6 separate regions of the Homo sapiens genome follow, and all the other regions are linked to region 4. A link is a contact called in ENCODE Hi-C or POLR2A ChIA-PET data. All regions are on one chromosome and are shown on one strand. The core of a region is the stretch at or near the end of the contact, and the rest is flanking DNA. Distances in the headings are between cores, read along the strand shown.

Region 1 (3,495 bases), core at 767-3,266, 1.3 Mb before region 4:
CAGGTCTCAGCATAAGGCTTTCGCTGAAAACTCACAGCCAACCTCCCTGCCACCCACCTCCAACTAAATTAGACTTCGTTATTCCTTCTCGTAACATCACAGTCTTTTCCTTCATAGTGCTTATCACAATTTGTAATTATGTATTTGTTTATGTTAATTAACTAATTAATTTATTATTATTTATTCCTCTGTTCCACTAGGCAAGAACTGTGTCTATTCTGTTCACCATATCTTCAGAGCCTAACACAGGTCCGACATATCTTATACTCAATAAATAATTTTTGAAAGAATGAGTAAATTAAGACCAAAGCCAATATAAGATTAGTGAGTCTTCACAAAATAAAAATCATAGCTACATATGCTTTTAATCCCCTTCACATTCTACTCCTCTTCTAGAAACTCTGTGTGATATGTGGTAATATCTTGCCTTTTTAGAACCAGAACTAGTACAAGACAGCTTTTTAATGAAAATCTGGACTTGATGTAACAAAGAACAGAAAAGGTTTCTTGGAGTGACAGCGAAACTTGGAGAGTGAGTCTCTGGCATATAAAGCAATAAAAGGAGAGTGTACCTGAAGCGGTGAAAAACAAACACCTTCTACAGACACTCATTCCTTCACTAGCAGTCTGAGTGCTTAGTTTGGTTTTCTTAAAGCCTGGAGTAGAGGAATGTAACAGTCTATGTGAGAATTTATAGGCCTTCCCAGATCTTTCCCTTCCCTCTCATGATAATTTTCTCTAAAAAAAAAAAGGTAACCATTATTGTTTTAAAATTGGTACAAGTAATACAAGATAAGTAGATATGCCAATGTAGTTGTCCATGTAGCTGTCATACCTTTTAGAAGCATCTTCTTGTTTCAAAGTACTTGTCTGTTTAGTACCTACAATAAAAATACAGTCATGTGCTACATAATGACATTTCCGTAAACGACGGACAGCATACAGACAGCGGTCTCATAAGATTAAAATACTGTATTTTTACTGTACCTTTTCTATGTTTAGATATACAGTTGCCTACAGTACTTAGTACAGTAACATGCTGTGCAGGTTTGTAGCCTGGGAGCAATAGGCTGTACCATATAGCCTAGTGTGTAAGTAGGCTGTACCATCTAGGTTTGTGTAAGTGCACTCGATGATGGTCACACAAGGATGAAATCGACTAACAACTTATTTCTCAAAATGCATCCCCGCAGTTAAGCTACACATGGTGGCAGTAGGTCAGGTCTACACAAACACATTAGGTACAAGATAGATTCCTACACAAATAACAAACTGTAGACCACCTTTTCTTCTTTTCCACATATTTTATGTCCAATCGTGTGTAAATCAAAATGAAATAGGAAGGGAGAGCAATTTGTTTTTGCAAATTGATTACTGTCTAATTTTTCTTGGTTAAAATGTATCTCTTTGGGGATTGAATTTTCTTCTGTATCATAGTTGCTTAATTAACCACTCCTGAAAATCTGAGATCTGGGTACTTTTAGGGGAAACCTCTCTCCGTCTGCCAAACGTCCTCTCTGGGGGAAGAGGGGAGTCCGGCACCTTAAAGAACTGGGCACCCAAGCAATCTGGAAAGGAGGACCGGTCCTAGGTTCAAGGCCAGCTGCCAACGCTGCCCTAGTCACTTGCCCCGAAACCCGGGGACCCCAGGCCTGGGTTCCCGGGGCCTCCACTGTCCTTTGTCTCAGAGGCTGGGGCCACAGTCCGCGTGAGGGAAATCTTGGAACACTGGCGTAAAGGGGTGAGGGGCGGCCAGGAAATCTTTCCCAGGAGGTGCGGACGGCGGTGGGAAGCTTTCGGCCTACTCTACCTGGGAGAACCCCTCCCCTGAAGCAGCCTTTCAGGAGCGCCCGCGCGCTGCGGTCTATAACTCGAGATCGGGGCCCAGCTTTCAGGGTCCAAAAGTGGGAAGAGATCCTTGCTCCTACCTGCGGCTTTTCGAGAGCAGCGGGGAGCCCCGGCCTTGCGGCCGGCAGAAGACGGCCCAGCGAAGTCCGCCATGGGGGAGAGTAGTCTGCCGGACGGGGACACGCTCCGGCGTCTCGCCCCGAGGCCCCGCCTCCCTACGCGTAGCGCGGGGCGGGGCCAGAAGAGCGGGCTAAGACGCCGGAGGAGGTGGCGGCGGCTGGGAGAGGCGAGGGTTCTGGCCGGTAAGTGGAGTTGTGGAGAGGTTCAGGGTGGCCAGGGCTCGCGGTTGGCCGTGAGCCGCGGCGGACTTGGTGCTGCGGGCCGACTAGGCCACGCGAGGTGGTGGAGCCTGCCCACCTAGGCGAGCAGGAATCGGAAGACATGGCTTCCTCTGATGCAGCCCGCACGCGCGCTGGGGTGTTCACTCGCCTTCCAGCGCGCTGCCCTGAGGACCGGGCTGACTCGCGCCCCTACTGAGGGCTTGGGGCCGAGCCTTGCCGCCAGGAGAAGCGATGGTCTCCTCCTGAAGGCCGCCGTTGTCTTGTCTCCGTGTGATACAGTGATTTCACTAGCTGGATTGATCACTTTGGGGACTGCAACTCCTAGAGAGAAATGGAATGGAGGGCATCTGAATCTTCACCCCCTATAGATAAGCTTGTGTTGCACCCCAATTTTTGTGAGGTGAGACATTAAAAATGAAAAATCCCCTGATGATTAGAATTTTGATTTCAGGTCCACCTTTTGGAAATTTTTTTTCAGAAAAGAAGTGCTTTGCTTTTTAAAAGCCCTTTAGTTCGTATATGCCTCGCCTCTTGGGAGTGCTCGAGAGGTTTTTTTTGTTTTTTTTTCCTTCAAAGTAGCTTTCAAAACTATGCTCCTAGAAAACTTAAAACATGCAATAAGGGCTTCTAAAAAAACACTTTATTTTCTTAGGCAAACATACTAAGATTCAGTAATAACATTTCAACTTTAAAACTTTACATTTTCTCCTAGCATGCTATTGGACCAAAAAACACAACAACAAAAACTTTCCATTTTCTTTATTGTATTTACTAATAATTTATCACACTGAAACATAACTTTTGAATACTTAAGTGTAATATCACGGATAGTTAACAGTGTGTTTTGTATTTGTAGATTTTAGCATCGAAACTAGGAGAAATAAGAATGGCTGTAGAGGAACTTCAGTCTATAATAAAGAGATGTGTAAGTATTAATTTTTGTAAAATTAAATACCTTTCAAAATATGGGAAGGGCACAGATTGTTTTTAATTATATTTGTGGTCACTCAAATTGTTTATCTTCTTTAATCCTTGCTTTTTTTGACCTGTAAAGAGCATGAGTGGGGGAGGCAGATTGGATTATTTCTCCAGGTGACATACTTATCTAAATAACCTTTTACATTTTAATCCTGATCCTTTTCATAGATTTCACTGGTACAGTAGATTTCAAGGTCACTTATTAAAGTATTTATTAGGGTAATCCTAATTTTGATACGTGTGTTATTTACGTTACATTTATCTAGAATTTAAACAGATTTCCTTTTTTCATAGATAAATCAAGAAGTTATTGTATTTAATTTTTATT
Region 2 (3,869 bases), core at 403-2,902, 1.5 Mb before region 4:
CCTATTCTTCCCCAAGTGTGGGAGTCACACTTCAACACTATACACCCGGGAGTGTTGTGTTGTTAAAAAGTATTGTTAAATACTTTTTAAACGTGTTGAATACTTGTTAAATACTTTTTAAATGTGTATTTATTTATTTGAGTTAGTACTACATACACATGGTTCAACATGTAAAAGACATAAAGGGAAATTCAGTGCCATCTCCCTCCCACCTGCTCCTTTCTGCGTGTCCCTGTTCCAGTTCTCAGTTTTCTTTTTCAAACTCAGAAATCCCAAGAGTCTGTGAAGGGCAAATGAAAAGCAAAATGACTAGACTAAATCTGAATGAAAGGGATTTATTCTAAGGTGATACTGCTCACTGCTCAAGGTGCTTATCTGCCCCCTTCATGGGCTCCCTCAAGTTTTCTGAGACTTCAAACAGCAACACTCAACTAAACTATAAAATAGTCACAGCACCTTTTCGAGAAATTTTGACTTTGAACTTGCTAATATGCAAAGGAAATAGTCCAACCATTTCTCTAGAACTTGGTTGATAAGAAATTTTATTTTGTCCCATTTATAATTTTATTCTAAAAATTTGTTTTTTTCTGCTATCGAGTAGGAGAGAAGGGAATAAGGGAAAGATTTGTTTTTGCACTACTGTGAGATTTTTATACCTTAGGCCAGGACAAAGCACACAAGAAATAAAATATTAACAAAATGTCCTTAATTTTCCTTTCTGACCAAAATTGCTTGCCTCTGCATTTATATATAAAGAAGGGATGTGTTGAGCAAATGAAGGAGGACAGCTAGGCAGACAAGATTTGCCCAGCGCCTGGCATACAATAGGGGCACAGGTCATTGCTTAACAAAACGTATAATTTATTAATACATGCTCGAAGCACTGCTATACTAACCAAATATTCCCTGCAAAATTTTAAATTTACAGTGCAAAATAAGAATAATTTAAAAACTGTTTCTAGAAAAAGAGCTTTAAGGGCTTCCCCCCCCATAACAATTTAAGATTAACCTAGAACATGGTAGTTATTTTGCAAGAACTGGGGAGCACCACTCTCTTCTCCTTGTGCATGTCTGACATTGGAGGCCTATTGTGCACGAAGTTGTGATCAAAATCCAAGTCAATTCATTTTGAAAAGTAACATGACTACAACATCCATCCACTCCAATGAGCAAAGGGTGTAGGCTTTGAGTATACACAGCAGGCCACACACTATGGGTCATGGCATACAGTCTAGCGTTGGAGGTTGCTGCATTTGTTCATGTATCTATGAGTTAGGTTTTAAGTTTTTTCCCCCTGTTCTATTAATATAATTAATTAGTTAATTAACCCCACTCATTCATTTACTCAGTCCACAGCCTTTTGTTAAGAGCCCGCCTAGGACATAAAGATGAAGATCCAGTGCCTACCCTCATGAAACATAGAATCCGAGCGAAGAAGGCTTACTTTGCAATAGTCATCCAAGTGGTGCTTTTATGGCGCTTTACTGCTCCCGCCAACACCCAGTGCCTGGGTATGACCTCAGGCGGTGGCAGAGCCCGCGTGCGAGGTCCCGCTCTCCCTGGCTTGCCCCGGCAGGGCGGAGTCAGCCTAGCAGCCGCCGGCGCTGCCCCCGCGCGGCCTTTAATTTTGCAGCTCCGACCACCGGAAATTAGTCGAAGGCTGAGCGGACCCGGTCGAGAGCCGGCGAGCTCCGCGCAGGGAGGGTGCGCCCACCGGTCCCGCCGGGCGCCCGCGGGACGCGCCGCCAGGGCCCTCTCCGCCGGGGGCTCGGCGCTCGCCCACCTCTTCCAAATTTAACCATTACCTAAATCCGAAGGGAAATGAGCAAACCTCTCGGATTGGGTGTCAAGGTATTTTCAGCCTCGTTGGGCGTATTTATCCCCAAGTGTTTCCACAACAAGCTATTTCGGGGCCTGCGGGGCAGGTTTCGCTCTGCGGACGCCGTGGCCACTCGCCGGGCTCCAGGCCGGCGGCACCGCGGGCCGGTGATTCACGGTCCCGACCCGGGGGTGGTGCAGCCCTAGGAGGCGGCGGGGTCGGGGGTGGGGGGGGCGGGTGACCGAGGCCTGAGGGGCGGGGAGGGTCCTCGGAGCGGGGCGCCCCCCACCCCTCTCTCGCCAGTCAATCTGTGTCCTCAATCTGTGGCTTCTCTCGCTGCGGAAGTCTCCCTGGAGCCAAGAATAGTTCATTTTCTTTCAAGTCATTTCTAGTGCCTAAGTGTCCGGACCTCCAATTTCCCCCATCCCCTGCCGACCCACAGGGAGAGAACTGGGAGGACTACTAAGGGGCGCGCGGGACGGGCTGGAAAGGCCAGGCCCCCCACCGCCTGGCCACTTGCGCAAAGGAGCGCGCCCGGCCGCCCGACGGGGGTTGGGAGCAGGTCTGGGAGGGCTATGCGAGCGACTCAGTAACGCTCAGGAAGTGAAGCTTGTGGTTTTGGGGGCTGAGCTCGGAAGGAGAATTTTTTTTTTTTTTAAGTCAGAGAGATAGAGCGGTCTCTCCCGAAAGCAAGATTCCGTTTGAAAACTCTCCTAGCGCGGTGCCCGCGCCGTGACTCCGCAGGTAGGTCCGCCGAGCCTGTTCTGCGCCTCCTGCCCTGGTGGGGGCGGCCGCGGGGACTCGCAGAGCACTGGCACTGCGGGGGCGATCAGAGGGCGCGGGCGGTTTCCCACCTGCTGCGGACCGCCGTGCGGGAGCCCAGAGAGCTCCGGCAGCTGGGTTAGGGCGCGACCCGCGCAGTGTGACTGGAAATCTGGAGCTGGGGGCGCGCAGCAGGCGGTCTGGTGGTTCGGCAGGGGAGCCAAATCCACCAGGGAAGGAAACATCTGGTGGGGAGGCGGCGGCAGCTGCGCTCGGGAGGACGCCCCCTTAGCGCCCTCGGCTCCCTCCTTCCTGGGCCCGGACGGTGAGGAGAGGCCTGAGCGCGCGGAGGGGCCGCCCCACCTCCCGCGCCAGCTGCAGCGCGGGGTTGCCTTCCCACGCGCTCGGCCCAGGCCCCGGGGCCCCTATCTCCTCCAAACTCTGTCGCTCCCCACAGGAACCAGCAAAGCGGGCCGGGGTGCGAGAGAGGCGTGGGCTTACAGCCCGGGTGGGGAGGCGGCCTCCGCGTCCGCCTGGTCTCTGGTGGCGCCAGCCCAGACCCAGCTCCGGCGCTGACAGTTACCCCGCCCCCATCTGTCCCGCTCCCAGCCAACGTGGGTCCAAGCTGCAGCGGGACCCTCGGGACAACGCCACTCCGTTTTTCTTTTCTTCCGAGTTTCGTGGCTGTTTAAAGAATTGGGTTTGGGGTTTGTGGCGTCTAATTGTACGGACGAGAAGTGCAGGAAGCGACAAAGCTCTAGCCCTAGGAGCCACCCCGGAGGGAGGCGGATGGCACTCTCACCCCTAGGGGCATTCTGGCGCTTGGGTAGCGGGAAACTTCGCGGGAGCCCCGCGACACGTCCCAGGCGTCTTTTCTCCCAGGTCTATTCCCATTCCTCCGGAGAAGGGGACACAATGGGGCTGGGGATCTGGAGCAGGGGGCCTGCACCCTACAGGGACCAAGGCCTGTAGGACTCGTTTGAGCTGAGAGCGCCAACGGACAGACGTAGACTGTGTGGCCTGCATCTTGCCTAGGAAGCCGAGGGGCTCCTAGTCCGGCAGTGGAAACAGCGCGAAGCCGGAGGACTGCAGGTCCTGCCCCGGCCCAGAGTTCCCAGCACCCTCGTTTCTGAACCAGCCGAGGCCACGGAGAACTGCTGTACTGCAGCTCACGTGTGAACCCGGTCACCATCGCCTTCACCCCGGGAGGAAGGCAGATTCGTTTACTCCAGACCACCTCGACTGTGGGGTACCGCCCCCGGAGCCGGCTGGAGCCTAGCGGCAGGCG
Region 3 (3,534 bases), core at 369-2,868, 1.9 Mb before region 4:
CAAGGATTTTTGTCTGTTTTGTTTATGTAACCGAAACAACTTGAATGGTGCCTGGGTACTCATAAATCTTTATTAAATGAATGAATGAAACCACTAGGATTCATCCTTATCTTACTCAGAAATTACTGTCTCTTGACCCAAACAAAATCAATGAAAAATTGGTTTATCTGCAAGCAATAAAATAAGACCAAGTAGCTGTAGTTCCAGCTACATGGGAGGATGGCTTCAGCCCAGGAGTTTGAGTCCAGCCTAGGCAACATGGTAAGACCCCTCTCAAAAACAGAAAGAACAACCACCACAACAAAAATCACCTAGGTTTAAAACCTGTGTCTGTGTGTGGGTTGAGGGAAGGGGCAGACATGAAGGTATCTCTTCAGAACAAGGCACCTGAACAAGGCTTATGCAAAAACCAAGTGAGAATGAGTAATGGTTTGCTTCTGGGGAAACCCCTTCTCAGAGCAACAGGCCGGAATGAGCTCTAACGGGCCACCTAAACTTTGTTAGCATCACGCTTAAACGTGGTAGGTGGGGTAAAAAGCAGCCAAAAAAAAAAAAAAAAAAAAAAAAGCTGCTTCTTCCATTACAAGTCACTTGGATCAACAGCTGTTCTCCCACTAGGGTGGCTCTTTTTTCCCTTATTTGGAACTCATTGTCAAAAGAAAGACACCACACCCTGTGTTATGTAGCCTTAACCAAGCAGCAGGCCACGTCCCAGGCTCCCTGCCTTCAGGACTGTATTTAATTCGGTGTTTTTGTTTTTGTTTTCTTTTGAAATCAGTGTTCCTGGACGGGGCCAGGAAAACTCTGAAGCTGTCTTAAAAACAATATAAACCAAAAAAGTCGGAATTTTTTAAAAGTACATTTTTAAAAAAAGTTGTAGGCCGTTAGAGGCGAACTGGAGCGTGGTAAGGGGGGCACCGAGTTCAGCAGTGGGGCGCCCTGTCCGCGTTCGAAGCTGAGCCCAGTCCTGGGGGGATGCCCCGGTCTGCGTCTCCAGCTGCGGCAGACACCCCCTTCCCCCGACCGCCACCAAGGGCGAGGGAGGACGAGCCAGTCCCCAGGGAAGGAGCCCCAAGCTTCCCTTGAATTTCCAAACAACCCGTCCAGACACGTCCTGACTCCAGGAGAAGAGTCCATGGGGAGCGTCGGTGCTGCCGGGGCGGGTGGCGGGACGCGCAGCTGGGCGCAGCGCGGGGAGCCGGAAGCCGGAGCAGACTGCGAGGCCAGCGCGGTCCGGGGGTCGCCGCATCAGCCAGCGAGAAGCACGCCCCAATCCGCGCCGAGCGTGCGACACCCCCGCTGCCGCGGCGCCCCCTCCCGCCTCCGCGCGCCTCCCCTTTAAGCTCCAGGCGCAGTCGATTTGTGTCGGCGGAGGCGAGGTGCGACTCCCCTTTATGGCGGAGTCGGCAGCAGCCTCTCTGACAGCCGCGGCGGCCGGCGGGCGAACAGGGCAGGAGGCTGGGCCTCTGGCCTCTCGCCGCCTTCACTGCAGCCGGGCCGAGGGGAGCGCGGCGCGCGCCGCGGCGGGGGCGGGGGAGTGGGCGGGCCCGGCCGGGCAGGGGGCGGGGAGGCGGGGGGAGGCGGGGAGCCCGGCCGCCAGCGCTCGGGTCCGCCTCTGACTGCAGCGCGGCGGGGCGATGTGTGATTACCATGGCGAGGAGTCTCTGTCCGGGGGCCTGGCTAAGGAAACCCTATTACCTCCAGGTAGGCCGGCGGCCGCCCAGCCACCAGCTGCGGGAGCACCCGGCCGTGTGCCCTGCCGCGCCGCGCAGGACTCGCCCGCTCCCCTCCTCCCTCCCTGGGTCTGTGCCCGCCCGAACCCCGCTGCCCCCTGCCGTCCGGCACCTGGCGGCGCGCCCTCCCCAGCCCCCTCAGCGGCTCTGCCGACGCCCCCCACCGCGGCCCTCGCGGCTCCCGCGCCGCGGCCAGCCGGGCTCCAGGGCCCGAGTCGTCCCGCCCGGGTACGCCCTCGCATCCTGAGAGCCCCGAGACGTGACCTGGGTACGACCCCGCGCTCCGGGCATTGCCCGCAGCCCTGCGCCGCTCCAGGCGGAGCTCGACGGGCCGCCTTCTCCCTGGTGTTTTCGGGGCTTTCCCCCCTCCCCCGTGGGCCCCCGCAGGTCGGTTGCCCTTGACTCAGTGTCTTGGGTCTTAAGTCGGTGGTAGGAAAGGTGGTGTAGCATTCCTCCGTGTCTTAGAAAATTATGACAATTTGTCACACCAGTGTTTCCCCAGGCTCCAAAAAGCAGCGTGTGCCTCGTGCCGAGCCCCTTGGTTGGGTCGTTCCATCACACCCAAGATTTAAATGGGAGGTGGAGACCGATAAGCCTGAACCAGGCGGATGGGTGTTTGCTTTTTAAAGGAAAGGGGCTAGTGGCTGGTCTGTGGATCCCAAATACCCTAGTAATGCAAACGTAATTCTCAGTCATGTCGTGTGTACGGTTCGCGTGTTAATTTTTCATGATTTCCCGTTCCACCCTCTGTTCCGCTGCCAGTCTGTGCCTTGGAACCCTACTACTGCCTAAGTGTACTGTTTGGTCACCAGGGGGACCTAGTAGACACCGCGAGTAGCTGAGCGCAAATCCATCACTCCGATGGAAAAACAACTACAAATCAATGCCTTGCGTGGGTCAGCAGTGTTAGCCAACGCTGCATTCAGAGGACAGTATTCCTTTACCGCTTACATTAAAAGGCCAAGAGGTAGATGATTTGGGGTCAGCTGGTGCTTTTATAAATTATGAAAAAAGTTGAGAAGGTAACCATCATGAGGCAAGTAAATCTTACATTTTTGTTTGAAAATTGTATGTGTAAGTCATTACCCTGAAATGAGTGACGTATTGCAAATTGGAAGCATGATTTGACAACCCATGATATTAAGCGTGTACGAATAAAACTGAGTCTTTGTAGCAAGCACCACCAATAGTAATTGTGCACTTGAGTAACACTGTCACAACCCCTTCTAGAATTCAACCCAGGCCAGGTACCTCTGTGTAATCTTTTATGTGAGTTTAAAAAAAAGCTTACCGGCCAGGCGCGATGGCTCACACGTGTAATCCCGGCACTTGGGAGGCCGAGGCGGGCTGATTCCTTGAGCTCTGGAGTTTGAGACCAGCCTGGGCAACATTGTGAAACCCCGCCTCTACTAAAAATACAAAAAAAAAAAAAAAAAAAAAAAAGTTGGTTGGGTGCCTGTGGTCCCAGCTACTCCGGGAGGCTGAAGTGGGAGTATGGCTTGAGCCCCGGAGCGGAGATTGCAGTGAGCTGAGATCACGCCACTGCACTCCAGCCTGGGCAACAGAGTGAGACCTTGCCTCTTAAAAACAAAAACAAAAACAAAAAAACGGCCAGGCGCAGTGGCTCATGCACTTTGGGAGGCCGAGGCGGGCGGATCACGAGGTCAGGAGATCGAGACCATCCTGGCTAACACGGTGAAACCCCGTCTCTACTAAAAATACAAAATATTAGCCGGGCGTGGTGGCGGGCGCCTGTAGTCCCAGCTACTCGGGAGGCTGAGGCAGGAGAATGGCGTGAACT
Region 4 (3,810 bases), core at 216-2,715:
TTTTGTAGTAAGTCCAATAGTAAACTGAGAATGTCCAATTTTAATGGATTCTGCAAACGAAATGATCCAAAGAGCACCCCTCCCCCATTGACTGCAAATATATACGTATTTATATTTTATTGTTTACACATTTGTGTAAATGAAGACAGGAGATTTGCATTTTAAAGAGCCCAAAGAACTGTATGACTTCGAGAAAATCACCTTACTCCTCTTTGTCTCATTGGGTTACAATGAAATCGAGCAAGTTAGAACAATGCCTGGTACACAGTAAGCACTCAAAAGTGTTAGCTATTAAGTAATGAAGCAATTAATGTGTTTAGTCAAATATTTGTTGTTTGGAATCTACGTTTGCTGTTGCTGAAGGCATCATTCCATAGGAAAGAGAATGTTTCTCATTCTTGTCAAATAAATGCAGTTATGGTATATTCTTCCGAATGTCAATAACATCTTGAGGGTTTGGAGGGCCACAGTAATGACAGCTGTACAACTAAGGAAAACTTTTTTATTTTTAAATTTTTAAATGAGTAAACAGAGGTTCAGAGAAGCCAAATAATTAAGGCGGGACCAGTAGATTTCTCAAGAACTCTTGGTTAATCTTAAACATGTTAGCAGTTTCTCGTTGGCTCAGTCGAAAAACAAAAGAATAGCCCACTCAGTGTTTCTCTGCCCCAGGATCCTGTGGTGAAGTCTTGTTAAAAATGAAAATTTCCAGAACCCTCTAGGGACTGATTCTCTGAAGGGTTAACCAGCATCTCACATGCTTCTTATATAACTTTAATTCGTAGAACCACGACACTTTCAGTAATGCAGGGAGAGAGTATCCTCAGAGAGTCAAACTGGAGCAAACCTCGGCCACCTTTCAGGGCAGGCTGTCCGGGTAACTGAGATGTCACACTTGATGCTTTGCCTGGCCATCAAGCAACTCCCAACAATCTGCCCCCTTAAGATCCTAAAACCTTCCCTCTGCCATTACTCCACAGTTGTGATTGGCAAATATTGCTGTTTTCCTCAACAAGAGGAAAATAACAGAGATTTTTGCACGCTCGTGATCGTGGAACTCAAACCTGGGCCTGTTCCACCTTAAAGGGCCTAGGCATGCCTAGTGCTTGGGTCTTGCAGAGTTTGGGCACCACCATATTTGGAGCGTGCCTACTTTGGGGCGGGAACCTCCTTGGGAGTGATTAGGTCAGCGCTGGGGGAGGTGACCTTGTTTGGTTTCTGGCACCCGAGAACAGTGGTGCACTGTTTCCGCTGCCCTCGTTTGTCTAATTGGCCCAGACGCTCCACCAGCGCGAAGCTTCCCGGGAGCTCCTCGCTGGCCACCCCCGCGGCCCGCAGCCCGGCAGAGGCGGGAAAGCAGCGCGCCTGCGCCGTGGGAACCGGGGCTGGAGGCGAAAAGCGGGGAGCGGAGGGGGGCCGCTGGAGCCGAGTAGCGTACAGAGCGGCGTGTGACGCGGGGACGCCGCGTGCTCCCAACGTCGCCCCGGTTTGACGCACACGGCACCAAACTGTGAGTTTCAGGGGTTATTTGGTCAGATTCGCTGGGACCCGAGTGGGTTTCGGGCCTCTGGGCTGTGGCAGCGGCGGGACTGAGGGTGGCGGAAGAACTTGGGGGACCCGGCCTCCGGCTCTCGGGCCCGGGGAGCTACGCCCTAGGCTGGGTCCCAGCCATCCAAAAGGACGCATTTTGCCGCACAGGCTAAGATGGCGGCGGCGGCCGAGGAGGCGGAGTTGGTGCTACACAAGGAGCCCGGGCCCCGGGTTCGGGGAGGCGGCGGCCGCGGCGGTCGCTGGGGGCCACGGAGCCTGAGGTGAGCGGCGGCCGCCGCCGCGGGGCGGGACTCGGCGGGGGGATGGGGGGGGGGCTTTCCGCTGCGGCGTCGGAGGATCCGGTAGCGGACACAAAGGGGCTGAGCTGGGCACTAGACTTGGGGGTTTTGTTTAGTCACATGAAGCCGAGCAGCCAGTGAGCAGTAGGGGGAAGGGGCCGAGATCAGGCGGCTTGGGGAGCCTGGCGGTCGCCATTGCAATGCACTGAGTAACGGGGCGGGCCGAGAGCAGTCACCAACCCCTCTCGTTGAGGCTGCTCGGTTGTGGCCAGAAACGCTGGCTCTGGCATTAACTGTCTACACCCCTCCCCTTACTTGGGACAGGACCGCATAGCCCTCCCCTCCCCCCGTCCTGCAAGATCTTATGCGGCTAGGTGCCTGGGAAGTAACAGCAAGAGGTAAATCGCTCGAAGTGTTTGGGTTGCCAGGGGCTTGGTGGGTGTCCAGCTAAAGCTTTTTGCCTCTCCAGGTCTGATTCTCTGGCCTTTGTGTCCCTGGGAAGTTACTCTGCCAGAGGAAAGCAGGTGTGCTCCACTTCTCCCGTGAACCTGAAGATGAGTTGTCCCAGACTCTTCTCAGTGATTGGAAACTTAGGTGGTGGAGCTAAAGGTTACTTGTTACGAGACTTCTACAGACAACTCTTGTTGGGATCCATCTATGGTTTAGCAACATTAGTGGAAAAGTTTTCTTGAATATTGACTTTGAATATAAAAACGTTTATATTTAGACTTCAGATTTTGTGTGATCATCAAACTCAACGAGGGGATAAACATAATTGGGGGCGAATGATGGTCTTGTCTTGTTAATAATTTCAACAGAAGTATCACAACACCGCCGACTATCCTGTCCAGTCCTAATTCCACGCTTGTTGCATCTGGATGGTAGATTTGTTTTAATTGTGTATTCCCTCCCTGCAGTAGTTTGCTTTAGTTGTAAACATTTTTTGGTCCCATGAGAAGGAAAACATTTCAAAAAATAGACAACTAAAGTTTCTCAAAGAAAGGAAACCTGGCTGTTTGCCTTCAGTTGCATGTGTAAGTATCTAGGGAACTTGATGGCAGTAATATTGCATTTTGGTAGGCTTGCTAAGAAAAACCTCGTTTTTATAATAAGGCTATAATCTAGCTTAGACATTTTAATTGGTGAAGCATAAAGCTTGATTAGTATTAATGCAGTGGTATGTATTGCTTTTAAAAGTCTTACAATTTCTAACAAATTAAAGTTATACTGCAATTATATCATACTTTGTGTTGGTATTAACTCATGAAGTACAAAATTTTGAAACACCTAATGTTTTGTGTTGGCAATTAACAGAATTCCTTGGTTGGAGGGATATTTAAACACATTAGATCACTGTGTAGATCTCTGTGTTCAAACTGAAATTTGAATTTTTCAACATTAGTTAACTTTCATTTCCTTGTTCTTTTCAGATATATATTTTCTCTTTTTTTAGCTTCTAATACAGAACAGTCTTGTATTAATGAATAGGAGATGCATTAACATTAGCAAATGTATTCCTGGATCATAAAGTTTTACAGTGGAAGCAATATCAAAGAACAACTGCTCTTACCCTCCTCTTTTACAATATATTGAGGACCAGAGATGATTAAGTTAGTGGCATAATGGAAAATTGCCTTTCAGCCTCTACCCATTGCTGTTTGTATTTGTCATATTGCTGGGATGAGAAGGTGAATATCTACAACTAATGGTTAAAAAAACAAGGGAATGTTATTGAGAATACTTGTTAATTAAATATTGTTAGGTTCATGAGAACTTCTGTGACAATAAGTTAAAAACTTTCATATTGGCCTGGCACGGTGGCTCACGCCTGTAATCCCAGCACTTTGGGAGGCTGAGGCGAGCAGATCACGAGGTCAAGAGATCGAGACCATCCTGGCTAACATGGTGAAACCCCGTCTCTACTAAAAATGTAAAAATTTCCTGGGCGTGGTGGTGCCTATAGTCCCACCTACTCGGGAGG
Region 5 (3,695 bases), core at 430-2,929, 1.5 Mb before region 4:
TTTATTTATGGCATGATAAAAATATTCTAGGATTGGTTGTGGTGATGGTTGCACAACTCTATGCATATACTAAAAGCCATCAAATTGTACACTCTAAATGGGTAAATTGTATGGAAGGCAAGTTATATCTCAAGGTCATTTTAAAAATTCATAGTCTTTCTCTTCTGGACAGTTTCCTAACCTGGGGCCCATGGATGGGGTCTATTAAAGTATTTACAAATATTTTATGTATAAACATAGGCGGATCTTTGGGAGAATGGGTTCAAGATTTTTTTTTTTTTTTTTTTTTTTTGAGATGGAGTCTAGCTCTGTCGCCCAGGCTGCAGCACAGTGGCATGATCTCGTCTCACTACTAGTTCCGCCTCCCGGGTTCCCGCCATCCTCCAGCCTCACCCTCCCAAGTAGCTGGGACTACAGGCGCCCGCCACTACACCCGGCTAATTTTTTATATTTTTAGTAGAGACGGGGTTTCACCAGTGTTAGCCAGGATGGTCTCCATCTCCTGACCTCGTGATCCGCCCGCCTCGGCCTCCCAAAGTGTTGGGATTATAGGCGTGAGCCACTGCGCCCGGCCGGGTTCAAGATTTTTTCAGATTTCTTGAGTGATTTGACACCTAAAAAAAAGTTTTCCTCCATCCCTCAATTATCTTGTGGGAGATATTGGGGGAATTAAGTAAATTAATGCTGGAAAAGCACTTAAAACAGAGCCTGGGACATAGTAAGGGCTAAATAAGTGCTCTTATTGTTCCAGCTATACCACAAAATACTTATGTAGTCACAGTGTGATATTATAAAGGATTAGATAAAATCTAATGACACTACTCCACTGCCTCAGTGACTCACCCATAACCTTCGTGATAAGTTCTAATTCTTTAACATGGCATAAGATTCTTCATAGTTTAGCCCCAGCTTTCTTTCAAGTTTCATCTCTCACCTCTCATTTTGAGACCTATATCCAGCCACACCAAACCACTTGCAGTTTCCTAACACATAATACATTCTCTGGCCTTAGGCTTTTCCCCATGCCACCTGTGCCTGATTTCTCCTCCCTCCACCTCTGCTCATCCTTACAGACCCAACTCGAACATCATCATCTTCCTCCTTCCCTAAGAATTCTCCCTTCTAGCCAGTGTATTGCTTCTCCTGTGGGTTTACTTAACAGTGTGCCACCTTGGAATCAGCTGTTTAGTTTTTTTGTCTTGCCCTTCAGATTTTTAACTGAGGGCAGGAGCCTTGTCATTTGTCTTTGCCTTTCCAGCATCACAACACTTGTCACCTAAACACTAGGTGCATATTTGGTTAATTGATTGATGGACTGAAAAAACACATGATATAGCTTTAGAGAACAAGAATTTCCTCTGAACAGAATCCAATCCAAATAGAAAAGAAGTACTTCATTTTCATGAGGGTGTTTTGCTAAAGGTTTGAATTTTTAAATGCTTCATTTTGCTGAAGGTTAAATCAAAGGAAATCTACATGGTACTTTGATGTAGCTTTAAAAGTTCAGAGTGAAACAAGTGTGAAGTGATTTATTTCCTGTAATTGGTCATAAATTTACATAGAACCTCACATATTCGTAGCCTCATCAGCGTTGACCTTAGAGTACCTTCTAAATAATGTTAATGGTTTCAATTTTATCAAGATGTGTCAGCTGCCAGGAAGAAGACATTCAGTGGCAGTTTCATTTTGTTTGCCCACAATACTGAATACATCTAAGTATGCACTGTAGAAAGACTAAGAATTCTCTGTAAATGACTCCCCCTCTCTTCTTCTCAGGTAAAAAGTGTGCAGTTGTAAGTTTCTTCTATTCCAAACTTTCCTTTCCTTTCTACCTTTTTTACTTATTAATGTGGGTGCATGTTTTTTCCTTCTAAAAACGTCAGCTTTAACTATTGCATTATATACAGTTTTACATGAAATCTACAATTTTTTCATTCTAAATTTTATATTTTTTATGATTTACTTAGCTTAAAACCAAAAACATTTTCAGCATTATGTACCTAGTATTATTTCAATAAAATTCTTGAATTTTTTTTAGTTTTTTTTTTTTAAGTACTGTAGATTAGAATTTTGGCTCTTGTCTGTGTAATAAAGTAATGAAGAAATCATGACCTCCAGTCGATCACTTTTACTGATTTCCTGTTCTGATTCTCTGGAAATCATTTTGTTTGTGTGGTTATTACTAGTCTAACCTTTGTCATGTTTACAATTCAGTGTTTAAAGAAGCTGATAATTGAGAATAAATTTTGCATATCATCTCCCATTACATTTATTTTAGATTTTGAAAACAGAAAACTATTAAAGGTATTCTATAAGGAATCCAACAAAATTACTGACCAAACTCTGAGGATGGAAAAAAAAGTAAAGCCTCTAGAACTTAGAAATACAAACTATGTGATTATTAGATCTTTCCATGAAAAGTAAAATACATTGTTATTTAAAATTGTATATATTACATATCACTTACAGAAATGCTACATTTAGCTCAAAAAGCTATAGCTCTTTGTTTTATAAAGATTAATTATACAAACTCAAATGTACGAATAGGAGCTTTTATAATCTGATATGACTCAGTCTTGGAAACTTACTGCAACTGTTTTGCAGTTCACTTGGTGTCACATGATTCACTTCAATGGTTTAAACCCTGTCTAGTAGTGATCAAAGTTCATTTGGTTAGGGGTTTTTTTTGGTGTGTGGATGACTTTTTTCCACTTTGTTGTGGATTGATTGTCTTTCAAAATACCCAATGCAGCCCTTCCTCTTATTCTTTTGAATCTCAGAAAGTGGTAGTTGTCTGCACAGTGCAACCTCCAGTCACACACAGGGGAAATTTTTTTTAAGTTGAAATAATATGCATGAAAGCACTTTTAACTGTAAAGCATTATATAATTATAAGATTGTATTATTAATTCCATTACCCCAATGTTAAAATTGAAGGATAACTTGTTACGTCTCTTTAAAACCAAGTGTAAAAAAAAATCAACTGTAATTTTTTAAGTTACCAGTGTCCTATGATGTGCTAAAAGAAAGCAGACACACAGCACATTGTCTCCTCTAGCCACACAGACACTTGCCCAGGTGATCATATTTTCTCGGCACAGATTTCTTTATCACTTATAAAGAACCTACATTTAAAGACTACAAAACTCTAAAACCATGACACTTCTCTATTTCACAAAAGAAATTTCTGTCTTAATATCTACTGGTTTAGCCAATAAAGTAGACTAATGAAAAATTTAAAAATACTTATGTATCCTTAATGATGATGAAGTCCTTTGGGGCTTCAGAATATTCATCTTTACAGGTTATCCCTGCTGTAGAATTTCAATGATAACTTGCGTGGAATAGCTGTAATCTTTTATAAATAGTGTTTTTTTAGTGTTTGAATTTTTACTATCATACAGTAAGAAACTCTGCTGTTTCCTGTCAAAACCTTTCATCAGACTATGAACATGACAGTTTCCTGTTTTCTTATTAACTATACTGCATTTTTATGCTTTATTCTTTGTAAATTGTATAATAACTTATCGCTTTCCTTTTCTCATTACTAAATGTTTTTGGGGGACCAGCATTGTTTAATACACACAGAGAAATTCTAAAATCCGATCTCTTTATTGATAATGCAAAGTTAAGATTCCATTAAAGTAGATTTAGATGTTATAAAAAAAGATTTTGTTAACTATTAAACTTGTGCT
Region 6 (3,761 bases), core at 77-2,576, 1.2 Mb after region 4:
AAAAACGAGACAAATCTAACATAGTGTTCAAATATATAAATAAACTGTGCCAATTCAAGATTTTGGAATTTTTCCCTGGCTCCATAGATTACCTAATCATTTTATGGGGGGCTCCATAAGTAACCTACAGAGACCAAACACCCCAAATCAACTTTTCGTGACCCCTGTTTTAACCACCTAATTTTCATCTCAGATTCCTCCCCATCTTGCACTTGGATTTTAACAGGGATTTAGTTAGTTGGTGTCAAGACAGATGAAGCAAGAACCCCAACTCTCGCCTAGCTGACAGTAGGTGTTTGGTCACTATTTTTGGACTGCAAAAATAAATGCTGCCTGAGGACCCCATTTACAGGATATGGTGCAGGGTTCTTCCCACAGGTCTGTAAGAAGCAGAGGTCCCAGATGCTATGGCGAGGAAGGTCTGATCACTCTCATTCTTGGCACTGGGAGGGGCCCCTTATTTGTTTATAAGGTAGACAGCCCTCATCATTACTGCAAACGGGGATTCCCTGCCTGTCCAGACTCTTCCAAAGTCCGGTACAAACCACGTAATAGGTGCTCAATAAACGCTGCCTGTACGGAATTTTACTATCAAAGCTGCCAAGGAAAGTTTCCAGAAATCAGCTCTTCCAAAATATGTCCTCAGAGTTTTCTTTGTCCAACAAAAAAATATTTTTGAAGATCCAAGAGCAGGAAATCTGCGAGGCAACGAGGAGCCAAATATAAGCCAAGCGGCTCCAGCTGGGCCCCACATTCCGCTAGGACTCCCCAGTACCTATTCCCCATCTCTCCGCCTACATCCTGAGTGCGCCCTCCCTCTCATCTCGGCTGTTTCCTTCCCACAACCCTACCTCCATACTTTCGGCCACACACACCCCAAGTGCGTGCTCCTGGAACCTCACAGCCCACCTCTCCCTCTCCAGCAAGGACCTACCTCTCTTCCCCTCGACCTGCAGCAGTTCTTCTTCACTGCAGCTGGCTTTTTAAGAAATCAAAAAATCTCATTTATCTGCAAGGGATACCCCCTAGTAAAGGGTGACGGAAAGGAGAAGGCCCCTATCAACCCTCCAGTAACTGGAGGTGCTGGTCCTCCCGGCAACCACCCCCAATTCTCCTCCTTTTCAAGCCCCTGGACAGGATTTGAGCAGAAGTCCCGCTCCCAAGAGCCCACGCCTCCAAACAAGCTAGAAGCGGATTATACCGGTACCCAACCCGGAGACGGCCCGCGGACGGCTGGGTGCACCTGCGGGCCCCCAGCTCCCTCCCACAGGCGCGGGGGGCGGGGCGCGGGCCTTCACCTCCCCGCCCCCGCCCGCCGGGCTCCCAGCGCAGCCCACCCTGCACAGGAAGGAAGCGGAGGGGAGGCGATTCTGGAGAAGTTAAAGGGCTCACCTTTGGACGCCGGGCCAGCAAGGCCAGACACCAAACACCCACCTCCGGGAGGAACCAGCAGAGCCGAAACCGGCTCTCCCCGCCTTTCCGATAGGGCGGAGGGAGGTGAGAGAAGGGAGCGCGCGCGAGGGGTTCAGGAGCCAGGAAGCCGCACTCCCCTCCCGCAGGGCCGGCCGCCCGGGGCCGAAGCGGCCGACGCTCAGACTGCAGAAAGCGGAACAATCTCCCAGGCCCTGGCGGCAGCAAACGGGAGCCCACTCCGCTCGCCGCCACCTCCTCCCGACCCCCGGACGTCCCCGAATGAGTTCCCGGCCGCAACCGCAGCTCGGGCCGCGGCGCCTGCGCCAGGGTTGCGCGCTCCGGCTCGGCGCGGCTCCACCTGCGCGTCGCCTTCCCTCGCAGCCCCCGGCCCCTGCCGGGAGAGGTGCGCACCAACCTTGGGGTGCAGCTCGGCCGCCAAGCCACGGCTTATGCTGAGGCCGGAGGTGGCGGCATCACCCGCGGCGGGCGGCGGCTGCACCGGGACGCGCCGGGGCGGCGAAGGCGCGCTGCACCCTGGACCCTGCTCCCGCGGCCCCGCCCGCGGCTGCCACCTCGAAGCGCGGCGGAGGAGCCGGGGCACCACGGGCGGCGGCAGCGGCAGCGGCAGCAGCGGCGACGGGAGCAGCAGCACATGACTCTGTAACGAGGGGAATTAGACAAAGCGTAACATGGACTCCGGGCCCGTGCAGGCGCTGCAGCTCTGGGACCAACCGCAGCCGGCGAGTGCCGCGACTGGCCCGGCCGCAGCCAATGGGGCGGGCCCGGGCCTCCATGTGATTGCGAGCGCTTTCTCCGGTGGCCCTGCAGCGCCTGACCGGACGGGGTCTGTGTGGCGAGGGAGGGGACCCGGGGTTGGAGACTGGCGGCGAGCGACTGCTAGATGCGGAGCAGGTGCTTGGGAGGGGAAGAACGGCAGCCTACATAACCATCGCCGTAATGCTCTCGCAAGCGTCCACCTGGGCAGGGCTCGGTGCCGGGCAGGCGCAGCTGCCAGTTAGCTGCGAGGCATGGTCAGGAGCCTTCACCCGTCCTGGGCGAAGGAGGCTGTCCCGTCGACTAAAACTCTGATATTAAGACTTGGCGCTGGGGGTGGGGAGTTGAATTACGTTAAAAAGTCACTTAAGTGCCTTCCAACTCTAAGGAGAAGTACTTATCTGAGCTTTGGGGCACACACAACTACTACTTGGCATGGAGAGTTTCTCAGCTTCATGTGTTCCGTCTGTTATTGAAGCTGTATTGGAAAGTCGGTTCTTGTTTTTATCTGAGCCCGCCGTTTTCATCCCATTCTTTTCGTCAAAAATATGTTACATCTGAAAGAGGCAGATGAAAAGATTATTCTATGCTAAGAGGGTTTTGCAGCCCGATAATGTCACCGTTTTTTGTTGTTGTTGTTGTAGGATCGGGGTTCATTTGCAGTCTTTTTTGTGGGTGAGCAGAGGCAGGGGCCAATAAATAAATTAAGGCGGGATATTTGGAGTTATTTGGTTGTAATAAAATATGTGGTTCAACCCAGTGCTTTCATATCTTCTTTTATCTGAATCCATGTGTTTCTGTAAACCATCGGAAGTCTAATCTGTCTTCTACCAATATCTCTCCATGTCAGCAAATGTTCAATCAACGTTTACCCAGCATCTAAATATTCTTAATAAGCATGCTGCACAAATGTTACAGGTACTCAGGAAGGTGTCGGTTCAGAGACAGTGAGACATTAAAGAGAATGATTGTCCAGGGTTTCAGAAAAGGATTCAGAGAGGAGCTGATAGAATTGACCCTTGGATGGTGAGCACTTGGCCCTCAGGCATTGGACGTGAAGAAGAGCAGCCCAAACAGGAACATGAACAGAGAGGTCCAGAATACACTCAAGGGACTGCCCGAGACCCGTTACAAGATGCCACCAGATTCTGAGCCCTCGGCCCTTTTGCTCTCACTTTCCTTCCCCGACCCTCCTTGCCAGCAGCCACTCCTGTTCCACACACTGCCAAGAAGGAGGTGTATGGGCAGGGAGTGTGTGTAAGTGATCTAATCAGTGTCAGATTTGCTGATCTAAGAGATGAGAGGTCTTTTAAAACTTAACAACTAGTGGTGTGATATTTTTATTGAAAACAGCCCACTATTATAATGAATATGGAATGTTTTGCTGTTTGTAAAAAAAAAAAAAAATTATAGGCCGGGTGCAGTGGCTCACGCCTGTAGTCCCGGTACCTTGGGAGGCCGAGGCAAGAGGATCACGAGGTCAGGAGTTAGAGACCAGCCTGACCAACATGGTGAAAACCCGTCTCTACTAAAGACACAAAAATTATCTGGGCATGTTGGCACGCACCTGTAAT

What was found. A loop is a pair of places that touch in the nucleus more often than their neighbours do. ChIA-PET counts read pairs that join two places held with the same protein, here RNA polymerase II (POLR2A). Pooled maps may share reads with other maps.
Region 1: a loop to region 4 is called in a map of CD8-positive, alpha-beta T cell, with 4 times the contacts of the local background. The contact joins the promoter of RPAP2 here to the promoter of ZNF644 in region 4. A Hi-C loop is called at or near these places in 2 of 168 maps with a recorded cell type or tissue (both CD8-positive, alpha-beta T cell), 2 of 37 single-sample maps with no recorded cell type and 13 of 50 pooled maps.
Region 2: a loop to region 4 is called in a map of CD8-positive, alpha-beta T cell, with 2.7 times the contacts of the local background. The contact joins the promoter of GFI1 here to the promoter of ZNF644 in region 4. A Hi-C loop is called at or near these places in 2 of 168 maps with a recorded cell type or tissue (CD8-positive, alpha-beta T cell and naive thymus-derived CD4-positive, alpha-beta T cell), 6 of 37 single-sample maps with no recorded cell type and 11 of 50 pooled maps.
Region 3: a loop to region 4 is called in a map of CD4-positive, alpha-beta T cell, with 6 times the contacts of the local background. The contact joins the promoter of DIPK1A here to the promoter of ZNF644 in region 4. A Hi-C loop is called at or near these places in 3 of 168 maps with a recorded cell type or tissue (CD4-positive, alpha-beta T cell, CD4-positive, alpha-beta memory T cell and naive thymus-derived CD4-positive, alpha-beta T cell), 3 of 37 single-sample maps with no recorded cell type and 14 of 50 pooled maps. POLR2A ChIA-PET finds 5 or more read pairs at or near these places in 1 of 52 experiments (activated CD4-positive, alpha-beta T cell).
Region 5: a loop to region 4 is called in a map with no recorded cell type, with 32 times the contacts of the local background. The contact joins the enhancer-like site here to the promoter of ZNF644 in region 4. A Hi-C loop is called at or near these places in 2 of 37 single-sample maps with no recorded cell type and 7 of 50 pooled maps.
Region 6: a pooled map shows a loop between it and region 4 (14-fold over the local background). The contact joins the promoter of LRRC8D-DT here to the promoter of ZNF644 in region 4. A Hi-C loop is called at or near these places in 2 of 37 single-sample maps with no recorded cell type and 11 of 50 pooled maps. POLR2A ChIA-PET finds 5 or more read pairs at or near these places in 1 of 52 experiments (T-cell).

What each region holds. Positions count from the first base shown.
Region 1 is chr1:92,297,580-92,301,074 of GRCh38, reverse strand. It overlaps RPAP2 (RNA polymerase II associated protein 2), which reads right to left and starts at 2,016. Exons shown (of 13, transcript NM_024813.3): 1 at 1,929-2,016; 2 at 836-881. The coding sequence starts at 2,001. GLMN (glomulin, FKBP associated protein) reads left to right here and starts at 2,088. Exons shown (of 19, transcript NM_053274.3): 1 at 2,088-2,150; 2 at 3,046-3,114. The coding sequence starts at 3,076. RefSeq lists enhancers at 1,603-1,832, 2,053-2,522, 2,094-2,990 and a silencer at 2,254-2,591.
Region 2 is chr1:92,484,708-92,488,576 of GRCh38, reverse strand. It overlaps GFI1 (growth factor independent 1 transcriptional repressor), which reads left to right and starts at 1,652. Exons shown (of 7, transcript NM_005263.5): 1 at 1,652-1,851. RefSeq lists enhancers at 1,446-1,495, 2,396-2,545, 2,468-3,068, 3,669-3,869 and silencers at 1,616-1,825, 1,916-2,025, 2,646-2,695, 2,896-3,075.
Region 3 is chr1:92,959,546-92,963,079 of GRCh38, reverse strand. DIPK1A (divergent protein kinase domain 1A) reads left to right here and starts at 1,618. Exons shown (of 5, transcript NM_001006605.5): 1 at 1,618-1,704. The coding sequence starts at 1,651. RefSeq lists silencers at 1,258-1,337, 1,498-2,057.
Region 4 is chr1:91,019,690-91,023,499 of GRCh38, reverse strand. ZNF644 (zinc finger protein 644) reads left to right here and starts at 1,465. Exons shown (of 6, transcript NM_201269.3): 1 at 1,465-1,510. RefSeq lists enhancers at 559-1,108, 1,109-1,658, 1,659-2,208 and silencers at 1,246-1,475, 1,806-1,875.
Region 5 is chr1:92,536,140-92,539,834 of GRCh38, reverse strand. The region is part of intron 19 of EVI5 (ecotropic viral integration site 5); the gene reads left to right. Among named protein-coding and RNA genes, the nearest start is that of GFI1, 51 kb to the right of the region's middle. Within about 2 kb of position 1,679, at least 5 of the 41 ENCODE cell types and tissues checked have a DNase peak (open chromatin) inside an H3K27ac peak, as active enhancers do.
Region 6 is chr1:89,819,359-89,823,119 of GRCh38, reverse strand. It overlaps LRRC8D-DT (LRRC8D divergent transcript), which reads left to right and starts at 1,326. Exons shown (of 1, transcript NR_185885.1): 1 at 1,326-2,946. LRRC8D (leucine rich repeat containing 8 VRAC subunit D) reads right to left here and starts at 2,088. Exons shown (of 3, transcript NM_001134479.2): 1 at 1,829-2,088. RefSeq lists silencers at 1,119-1,338, 1,210-1,419, 1,510-1,609, 1,710-2,059, 2,500-2,559.